4 separate regions of the Mus musculus genome follow, and regions 1, 3 and 4 are each linked to region 2. A link is a loop called in an ENCODE intact Hi-C map of the cell type or tissue named here. Cell type or tissue: left cerebral cortex. All regions are shown on one strand.

Region 1 (2,500 bases), 210 kb before region 2:
TCCTGCAAAGGTGACAAGCCTGGGCGAGGCTCGCTCGGGCCCCTAACTTCTCGTCGGTCGCCAGCGGCGGCTGCTTGGAGCGGGTGCTGCGAGCCGCCCGTGCCACCGCGGGGTGGCCAGAGGCGCCTGGGGCGCGCGGGAGCCTCGGGCGGGGGAGGCGTCCGTACGGCGGCCAGCGGCGCCTTCGCACCTCTGCAGCTTCGGCCGGGACGCCAGCCGGCGCCCGCCGCGTGCCTACGTTTTCCCGCTCCCTCGGACGCGTGCCTCGGGCCGTGCCACTTTCCCCAGACGCCCGAGGTTCCCCCGGGGTCACCGAACCGATGGGAGGTGGCAGGCGGCTAGCGGCCGCTGCCCTGCGGCAGGCAGGCGTGTGTGAGCGGCGGCGGCAGTGGCGGCGGCTCCGGCCCGCTCCCTTCCCCTCCCCCTCCCCCGGCGGCGGCACACAGGCCTTTCCTAGATTGCAGCGCACGCTCGGCGGCGGCGGCGGCGGCAGCGGCGGCGGCAGCGGCGGGCGAGCCAGGCTCCCTCGCCCCGGCGGCCTCGCTGCCTCCCGCACACAGACAGCACCCGCACGCCATTCGCACACTCTCCCACTCACACACACTCACACGCACGCGCGCGCACACACACACACACACACACACACACACGCTCTCCCCGCCGGCATCCCTTGCTCGGCTCCTCGCTCGGCTAGCCCTCGGTTCCTCGCAGCCGCCACCCCCACCCCCAGCTGCCGCCCGCCGGCTCCAGCCGGCCCGGGGAGCCAGGGAGAAGGCCCGGGGGGGATGGGGGAGGCTGCATGGCAGCGCTCAGACTCACCTCGCAGGCCGCCTCCCGAGGCGCACGTCGCTGGTGGGTCCTTGCTGCCGGCGTCCCGAGCTGGGACGGTCGCAGTCAAGGCTGGGCTGCCGCCGCCGTCGCCGTCGCCGGAGCTGCTAGAGCTGCCGCCGCTGCTCCCGCTCACTGCCGTCTCCTCTGCCTCTGCTCCATGCGCGGGGCCCGCCAGGTGGACGCGCCTCGCTCCGCTCGCTCACTCTGGCTCCGCCGCAGCCGCCGCACTAGATGGAGGCAGAGCTGTCGGGCTCGGGCGCCGAAACTCAGAGGCTCCACAGCCGCCCGCCGGCTCCCAGGACAGCGCTCCTCTCACCGCGCCGCTCGCCCGCGCCAGCACTGCCCGGCTCGCCGGCTGCGCGCGGCGGTGCCCGGAGCCCGCTCTGCACGCGGTGGCTGCGGCTGTCCGCGAGACGGAGACGCGGAGGGCGGTTGCGACTGCCGCTAGCGCTGGGAACACTACTGCTAAACGCTGCCACTGCCGCTACTGCCACTGCTGTGGTGGTGGCGGCGGCGGTGGCTGCTGCTGCTGATGCTACTGGTTTTCCTTCCCGGGTTCTCCCCCCCTGCCTCGGCCCCCTCCTCCCCCCTTTCTCCTCCTCCTCCTCTTCCTCCTCCTCCTCCCCCTTCTCCTCCCTGGGCTGCTTGGCTCAGAGCCTCTGCGGGCTCTGCCTGCTCTCTTCTGCTTCCAGAGCTGCCTCTGCCCATTCAGAAAGGTGCCCAGAGTGGGGCTGCCTCGGCTGCCACCATCGCTATTGCCCCTGCCATTGTTTCCTCCAACACAGCAGTTCTTGTTGGACGCGTTCCCCTCCCTATCCTCCTTCCCCACCACAGCCCTCCCTATCTTGCTCTCTCTTTCCTTACCCTCTCTGCGGTCCCTTCCTCGTGTGTGCCCCCTCCCACCCTGTCTGTCTGTCTGTCCCTCCCGGCGGTCCCCTCAGACGTCCGGGAGCGCGCACTGCGCGGCCACCTGTCATAAAGGGCGCGCACCCCCCTTCCCCACCCCCACCCCGCCCCCCACTCACATTCTCGCAGCCCGCCCAGTCCACGGCGCTGCTGGCTTGTTCTTCCCCTAGCAGACACGCAGCCGGACACCACTCTCCCACGCCTTTGAAGGCAGTTATGTGTTCAGAGAGGGGCGCTCTGAAGTTTCAGGAAGAATATCTGAATGGCTCCATGTATTAAGCCTCTATCCATCCAACCTACCCTTAACTTCAGGCCCCAAGCCCCGGGAAGGTGGATTGTGCTGGAAGGGTTGTAACAAGGCAGAGAATTGGAAAGGGATGAGTTTTTTTAGGAAGTGAAGGAGAGAAAAAGGGATTCTGAATATGGCCGGGAAGGAAATGGGATCTGACTGCTGTCACAGGAAAATTCCTTAGGTGGTCATTTCCCTTTTGACGCCCTGGGAATCAACAGTACAGGAATGGAAAGCGACCCACCGGGGAACACGTAGTATTCAATGAAGCCCAGGGTGTAGGGTTGGGGCCTGAGAGCCACGGTCAGTGCCACTAGAAACCAGGGAGAACGATTAAGTGTTGACGCTAGAGCGGAGAGAATAAAGCTAGCTACTTTGTGTGCACTTGCTCCAGCAAGTCCTTGCCACAACCCAGCTTCCCAGTCATGGAGAGCTCAATTTCAGATTTCTCTGTTTCCACCCTACAGCCTCATT
Region 2 (2,500 bases):
CTAAAAGAAAAAAAAAAGTGCTGATCTAATCACTGACATTCCATAGCATTATAGTACAGACTCTTTCCATCTCTAAAATATTATTCTCTATACTAATAACAAGTGTTCAGGATGCAAACTATGCCAATTACTCTAAACTGATCACTTACATCCATGTATTAAATATCACACCACACTCCACAAATATACACAATTATTTGTCGATTTCAAATATTTTTCAATTTTAAAAATTGTACAATCCTTGTCACTTTATGCCTGTCATCCCAGTACTCGGTAGGCTGAAGCAGGAGGATCACACACTCAAGGCCTAACGAGACTACAAAACAAGACCTTGTCTGTAAAAACCAAACCAAACCTCAACCCTTGAAGGCCTAACTGTATGCTTCTCTTGACTTCTGTTATCTAAACAGTGTTTATGATTATAGTAGTAGTAGACATTAAATATTTGTTGACAGGGAGTCATAATTTAAGAAACTGCTTTCCAAACAAAAATGACAGTATGTTAAGGTTATACTGACGAACACGTGGTGGCAATTAAAATATTGCCAATATATGAGGAAAAAAAACCACAAACTGAAGTACAAGTACCACAGACGATTTTTTAAAACAAACTCTTATTGAATGAGCTAATGGTAGCCAATATTCCAAGGTAGCATAATCACTGCCACACTAAGGGAATGCACAAAGAACGTAATTGAATAGTCATAGCAAAAGATAACAAAGCGTCTGTCTTCGAGCAGTGTACATTTTGGAGAAAAGGATAATTATGGTTTTTGCCTCCGAGGGAGCTCGCCTGTCAGTTGAGGGAGTTAACGTACCAATTAAATGTGCTACTTGTTTATAGGTGGCGTTCTGTCCTGTTGAAGTGCACTCGCAATTGCATACTCCCGCTTTAGTACACTCTGAAGCACGGGCCGCTCAGCACCAAATTCCACGAGGAACTTTTGGAAGCAGCCCCGTCTGCCACCCACTTAGAAAACAAGCGGCAAAGCCCTACAGGACGCCGGCACTGCAGGTGCCCCGTGCCTGAAACCTCCCGGCTCTCTGCTGTCCCCAAACGTGTTCTTCCTCTCCGCCTCCAATTCCTAACCCTAACTTCCTACCCTCGCCGCCACTCTTGAGCTCGCCCTGACAATCTTCCTTAGGCGCGCTCCCTCTGACCTGAGGTCACAAGGGCAACCCTTTCCCTACCAGGTTCCCCTGTCCTTCACCCTGCTCTCCCAAGCGCGCGGCCACACACCTGGGACAGCCGAGCGCTTCCTGACGCGCCGCGCTGGGACGAACTCCATCGCGGGCCTGAGCCGCACATGGAGACTAGAGCCCGGGTCAGAACTGCCGAATGCTTGTGCTTTTCGAAAGCGACCGCCGCGGCTGCCCAGCGCCAGGAATGTATCGCGAGCAGCGCCATCTTGAGCGAGGAAAAAGGAACCGAGAGAGGAGGATTGTGGGACGCCGGCGGACTGAGTGCCGCGGCTTTCATTGCTTTCTCCCCTCCCCCCGCTCGCGCCCGACACCGGAAATAGCTTGTGTCTGAAGATGCTTGTGCTTAAGTAGAGCTTTACTCTTTTTCCCCCCAGTGACTCGGGCTTTTTCTTGCACAGCCCAGACCATCAGACTACCATTGTTCTTCTCTCTTAGCGTTGCCAGATAAAATACAGGATTACCCACTTAAATGTTATTTCAGATAAAAAACAAATGATTGGGATAATTATGTCCCAAGTGTTGCTTTGGTAAATATGACAACCCTATCTTGTCTGCCATTCGATTCCTTTCTTGTCTCCAACTCAATGCCATGCTCCACTCTGCATAACTCTCATTCTCCCTGTGCATTAACGTTGAGGATTAAAGTACAGACAAGTTTTCCCCTGGAGAAGGCTTCACAAGTGAGAGTCGCCGCCTTCATTGTAAAACCTTTTATTTTCCTGATTTGCCTTTGGTCTTTTGCTGTTGGGACAAGGAGCTCTCGGGGTACACACATATTTCATTCCATTAATTTGCCTCCTTGTAGCTCTTCCCTTTGGTTTCTTCAGAGTCCCTTATTTAAAAACTGCTAGGTGGATGGTAAGTGAACATGTTATATAGTAAACTGCATATTTAAAGACACATTTGTATTATTTTGTCAGCACTATAATCAAACCAAATACCATGGAAATATGTTTACAAGTATCTGGGTGGGAAACAATTTCCAAATATAAATGCTACTTGAAAACCTGGAGTCAAGAAGGTACAATTTCATTAATGCATTCTCAAAAATCTCTCCTTAAACACTTCTCTCTCTCTCTCTCTCTCCCTCTCTCTCTCCCACTCTCTCTCTTTCTCTCTCTCTCTCTCCCTTCTCTTTATAAAGGCCTGGCTACTGTGGAACTTGGAACTTGCTATGCAAACCAGGCTAGCCTCAAATTCCAATGTCCCCCTGTCCTTGCCTCTGGATTGCTGGAATTAAAAGCAGGCATAACTACACCAGGCTCATTTTCAAACCTTTTACACAAGGCAGGTAAGT
Region 3 (2,500 bases), 69 kb after region 2:
ATTGTTTGGGAGAACAAACAGTGTAATGAAAATTATGCCATAGTAACATGTGCAATTCAGTGCCCAACCAGTATCAGTAAGAAAAATTTTAGTGGTCAAGCGTACTTAAGAAATGGCATCTTGCCAGTACAGGGGAATACCAGGGCCAGGAAGCAGGTGTGGGTGGGTTGGGGAGCAGGGCAAGGGGAGGGTATAGGGGACTTTGGGGATAGCATTTGAAATGTAAATGAAGAAAATATCTAATAAAAAAGCCTTAATAAGCCGGGTGTGGTGGCACACGCCTTTAATCCCACTCGGGAGGCAGAGGCAGTCGGATTTCTGAGTTCGAGGCCAACCTGGTCTACAGAGTGAGTTCCAGGACAGCCAGGGCGATACAGAGAAACCCTGTCTCAAAAAACAAAAAACAAAACAAAACAAAACAAAAAAGCCTTAATAAAAATAAAACAATACAGAAAGAAAAAAAAAGCTGTTGTTTGTCATCTTAAATTCAGAAAGCTCAATAAATTCCTTACATTTGTATACACACACACACAAACACACACACACACACACACACACACACACACACACACACACACACACACGAAATGACATCTTGTAGAAGAGTCTAGAAAGGCCAGCCTGCTAGCTGTTCTTACTTTGCTTCTTCTGTTACACAGATAAGCCATTAGCTTGAAGATGCAGCCAACTACCCAAGTATGTTTTCTTTGCCAAGACAGAAAGTTAGAAAACAGTGCCTTACATGTGTAATCCACCCGTATCTTTTCTTGGCTCTACCAAAGTTCTGATTGCAAGAAGTCCTAGGGGTTTTCTGAGGACTCAGCAACCAGGGATATCTCTGGTTTAGCCACCTCTGCCAAGCAACTGTGATAATCTCTCAAGCAGGAAAGACTTAAAAGAGTTAACAAACCAGCATGCTGTAGACTGGCAGAGAGATGGGCCAATAAGGTGTCTAAGCCGGCAGTGCGTCTGGTGTGGGCGGGTATGGGCAAAGCGTGCGAAAGGACCGTAGAGGCCTAGGGGTGAGAGGGCAGCCAGGGTTAGAGATTTGGAGGAGCCAGGGGCCAGGAGGACGCACGTGTCCGCATCCTTTTCTTCTTGCCCTTTATCCCTAGGGTTTGATAGCAGCGGGGATAGCTCGGGGGCCCCGTGTATGGCCTCGGAGTTACAGCGTCCGGACTCCATGCCCTGTCACAATCGGCAAGTAAACTCTACTTCTAGCCCAAGTCCCGAGCATCTGCTAGCCGAGGACCGGGTCCTGGATCATGCAGAGGAAAATAACGCTGCTATGGCTAAGCTGACTCTCCTCCCTGGGCACGCCCATTCTAGCGTGCTTTCGGAGCGGGACTCTCCGGCCTGCTGCAGCACTAATCTTCACTCTGAGAACCACAGTGACAGTAGTGACAGTGGCAACTACGATGCACCTGTCGGCGGCGACTCCCTGCTAGGGGACTGTGAACTCTCCCGACAGATTGGGGCTCAGCTTAAGTTGCTGCCTATGAATGATCAGATCCGGGAGCTTCAGACTATCATCCGGGACAAGTAAGCTTAGAGCGGAAGGGAAAAGGGAGCGGAGGGCTGCAGGGTGAAAGTAAAAAGCTTCTGTTTGCATTTGGCACACTGGTCTTTGGGGATTAGAGCCAGGCCTCTTTCTTTGGCCTGTGAGTAGGGAGGGAGTCAGTGAGACACTTCTGTGGCCCCTTCTTAGTTGCTGCGGTTAACATTGCTTTGTTTAGGAAGGAAACCTTTTAGGTAGCCTTCAGCCTCTTCCGGCCTCTTTGTCTGTCTTAAACATGACCAATCCTCTACTGTGCCAGGCAGGTACACACCCCTATGCCATCTGCTCAGTTCCCGACCACGTGGTAAATGTATAACCCAGGAATGGTTACTGCCTGTGGTTATTAACACCCCGACAGCCCAAGCTCACAAAACTAAAGCAATTTCAAGGGAAATGATGTGCTCCGCCAGCCCTCTGACTCAACAGCATTTGCTCCTGCAGTTTGCCATTTTGTTTACTGATTGGGAGTTCAGCTTTACCTGGTTGCCAGAAAGTTTATGATTCCACTCTTATCAAGACAGTTTTACTGAAAACTTACAGAATGTAGTTAACAGCAAAGGTAACCTAAGAACAAGTTGGATCCTCCTAATCCCACAAATCAGTATAGCAAGAACTTGAAAAGTTAAAATATTTTGGAATATGGATTTTCTTGGATAGCTATGTACCACAGTGAAATATAGCTGCCATCTTTCCTTTTTTTCTTTCTCTTTCTTTTCCCTTCCCTTCCCTTCCCTTCCCTTCCCTTCCCTTCCCTTCCCTTCCCTTCCCTTCCCTTCCCTTCCCTTCTCTTGTCTCTTCTTTTCTTCTTTTTAATCAGACAGGGTTTTCCTAAATTGCTGCTCAAACTTTGGCCTCAAACTCCAAGGCACAAGTCAACCTCCCAAGTAGGTGGAACTACTGGACCTGAGACCATACCTGGCTCCTATTGGCAGCTTTAAATGA
Region 4 (2,500 bases), 590 kb after region 2:
TACAGGGGAATGTCAAGGCCAAGAAGAGGGAGTGGGTGGGTAGGGGAGTGGGGGGGGGTATAGGGAACTTTCGGGATAGCATTTGAAATGTATATAAAGAAAATATCTAATAAAATATTCTTTTGTAAATAAAACTGCAAAATTGATTTATGTAGTCTGTAGTTTAGATTAATGGATGAGAGACGAATGCTAACACAATTAAACCGGTGGTGTGTGTGTAAGCTAGCCCCAGAGATCTGCCCATCTCCACCTTCTTAGTTTGGGGAGTACAAGCAATTACTACTACACTCAGATTTTTTGCCTGAACTTTGGCCAGCAAGACTAACTTACTGAGTGAGATGAAAGACAATTGAGAGACCTTGTCACAATCAGGTGGATGGCTCCTGAAGTTGACCCCTGGCTCCACGTTATGTGCACACAAACTCAATCAGGCAGACTCATGCATAACATACATACCAAAAGTTTAGTAACAGATATTTTGGGGGGTTGTCCAAATCACATAGTCTAGTATTTAATAGTACTGATGAATTACTCTTTAAATCATAAAGTAAAACTATGTTCAAAATATATGCCAGAATTGTTAACAGCACAGAAAATATCAGCATAGAGTTATATGGGGGAAAAAAACAAGATATAGAGCAAAATTATTTAAAATGTGATCAAGGCAAGAAACTACACAGATGGTAGTAAAAATGAATCTAAATGTTGAAACCATTGTCTCTGGGAGTATGTAAAATTTCTAAGTTTATTCCAATCTCCACAGTGCATGCATATTATTTTTGTAACGAGAAAAAGTAAAAGCCACAAAATTAAATCCTGGTGTAAATATAGAAAAAAGGATATGAAAATTGTTCAGAGAAGAAAGAGAAATGCTTTGAGACACAGAAATCCGTTCCTTTCCTGAGTATCAAAGAGATGCAAATGGAGCCAGTGCTGGGAGGCAGATCTTCAGCTATCACACTGATAAACAATTCTGTTAAAGATTACAATCTATGCTAGGCAGAGTCATAAGCATTTCACACCTATGGTGGGTGCTTGGAGAGAAAGGCCTGCGGAGGTTGGGTTCACAGAACACTGCTGCCATCTTCAGGAAGCTAATGGAATAGATAAATGTGTAATAATGTAATAGATTATTTATTACATTATTACATCCCTTATCTCTTTCCTTTCTGTTTCCTTCCTTTTTAGCTTCATTCTTTCTTTCCTTCCTTTACTTCTTTCTCCCTCTATGTCTTGCCTTTTCTTTTCTTTCTTTTTCAGTTGACTTGCCCATAAACAAGAAAGCCTCCAGGAAGACTTTACACCAAGTGATCTGTACTGCATGCCATGAATCCTTAGCAACAAGCTTTTATGTCAAAGAGATGGAGAGAACATTGTATGGCAGGTGAAGGGGTACATGAGTTTGTTTATCCCACATCGAGGGCCGATCCCTTCATTGGCTAGCACTGCCACTGTCTCTGCCTTACACTGCACTAATGAGAAGGACATTTTCAATGTTTTCATATGCTCCACTCTCTCCCTTGTAAAGATTGGTGCTTCATTGAATTTTATCAAAGACCCTCTGCTCCTCTGCCAATCCAAGGATGATAGAAAGACATGACTAATGTAAAAGACCTTGTACCTTTAAGGACTTGGAAGGCAAAGCCAAAAGGCAAATGCACTAATGAAACCAGCCTTGATAATCCTAGAAGGTTAGAGTGGACGACAATGAAGTTGTGGATGAAGAAGCCAGTGGTTCTCAACCTTCCTAATGCTGTGACCCTTTGAGTTCCCCGTGTGGTGATCTCCAACCATACAATTATTTTTGTTGCTATTTCCTAACTGTAATTTTGCTACTGTTATGAAATTGTAATCTAAATATTTTTGGAAATAAGGGTTTGCCAATGTGATCCCAACCCATAGGCAGAGAACCACTGATCTACTTTGTCTTCCTTCTCAGAAAGAAAAAAAAAGGAAATCAAAGCAAATCAAACCAAGTCCAAGCCAAGGCTCTTTAAAACAACATTGCCAGAGTCTGGGAAAGAGCCAAAGACTTGGCATCAGCCAAGCAAATAAAAAAGGCATCGCCAAATTGATAGGTAGTGGTATTGGACCCACTCTTGCATGACATCCTTTCCGGAGAACTCTGTGATTGCTTGTTTTGGTCTTAAAGAGTCAGCCCTAGCACTCAGTTCTCTCCCTTGAACAGGAAGAAGTAGAGCACACTCAATTTTCATGTTACTGTGTACAGCTTTTCTGTACCTTTTTTAAAAATTCAAGGCATTCATCTTTACTGTACTTAGCATTCATCTTTACTGAACTTGGAACTAAGTGTGTGTGGGGGGGGGGGGGAGTATTCAGTACTGCTCGCACGAGCTGCAGGAAAACTAGAGAGCCACAGTCCTCTGAGACATGTTGTCATAAGTGGAGGCAAACAACAGGCCTTTGAAAACACAAAGAAGCTAAAGAAAGAATGTCTAGGACTTGAGGGTCTATAACAGCTGTCATATGCATATTGGAT

Evidence for each region. Peaks named below come from ENCODE experiments on the same cell type or tissue, not always from the same donor. Only the 100,000 strongest peaks of a DNase experiment are listed, where the experiment ranks them.
Region 1: it touches region 2 in a loop (13-fold over the local background); 5 of 42 quality-filtered maps call a loop at or near these places.
Region 3: a loop joins it to region 2, with 5 times the contacts of the local background. A loop is called at or near these places in 10 of 42 quality-filtered maps.
Region 4: it touches region 2 in a loop (2.7-fold over the local background); 2 of 42 quality-filtered maps call a loop at or near these places.

The regions. Positions count from the first base shown.
Region 1 is chrX:104,199,814-104,202,313 of GRCm38, forward strand. Nexmif (neurite extension and migration factor) reads right to left here and starts at 1,371. Exons shown (of 5, transcript NM_001077354.3): 1 at 820-1,371. In left cerebral cortex, a CTCF peak has its summit at 1,293; DNase peaks (open chromatin) are centred at 727, 1,336, 1,933 and 2,362; H3K4me3 peaks cover 2,295 bases; H3K27ac peaks cover 1,639 bases.
Region 2 is chrX:104,412,417-104,414,916 of GRCm38, forward strand. It overlaps Abcb7 (ATP-binding cassette, sub-family B (MDR/TAP), member 7), which reads right to left and starts at 1,430. Exons shown (of 16, transcript NM_009592.1): 1 at 1,241-1,430. The coding sequence starts at 1,408. In left cerebral cortex, a CTCF peak has its summit at 1,403; a DNase peak (open chromatin) is centred at 1,447; H3K4me3 peaks cover 1,727 bases; H3K27ac peaks cover 1,384 bases.
Region 3 is chrX:104,481,808-104,484,307 of GRCm38, forward strand. Uprt (uracil phosphoribosyltransferase) reads left to right here and starts at 996. Exons shown (of 7, transcript NM_001081189.3): 1 at 996-1,542. The coding sequence starts at 1,154. In left cerebral cortex, no CTCF peak of the experiment used is centred here; DNase peaks (open chromatin) are centred at 957, 1,458 and 1,798; H3K4me3 peaks cover 1,354 bases; H3K27ac peaks cover 766 bases.
Region 4 is chrX:105,005,623-105,008,122 of GRCm38, forward strand. No RefSeq gene overlaps it. Among named protein-coding and RNA genes, the nearest start is that of Gm33486, 3.0 kb to the left of the region's middle. In left cerebral cortex, a CTCF peak has its summit at 1,078 (motif pointing left); a DNase peak (open chromatin) is centred at 1,003.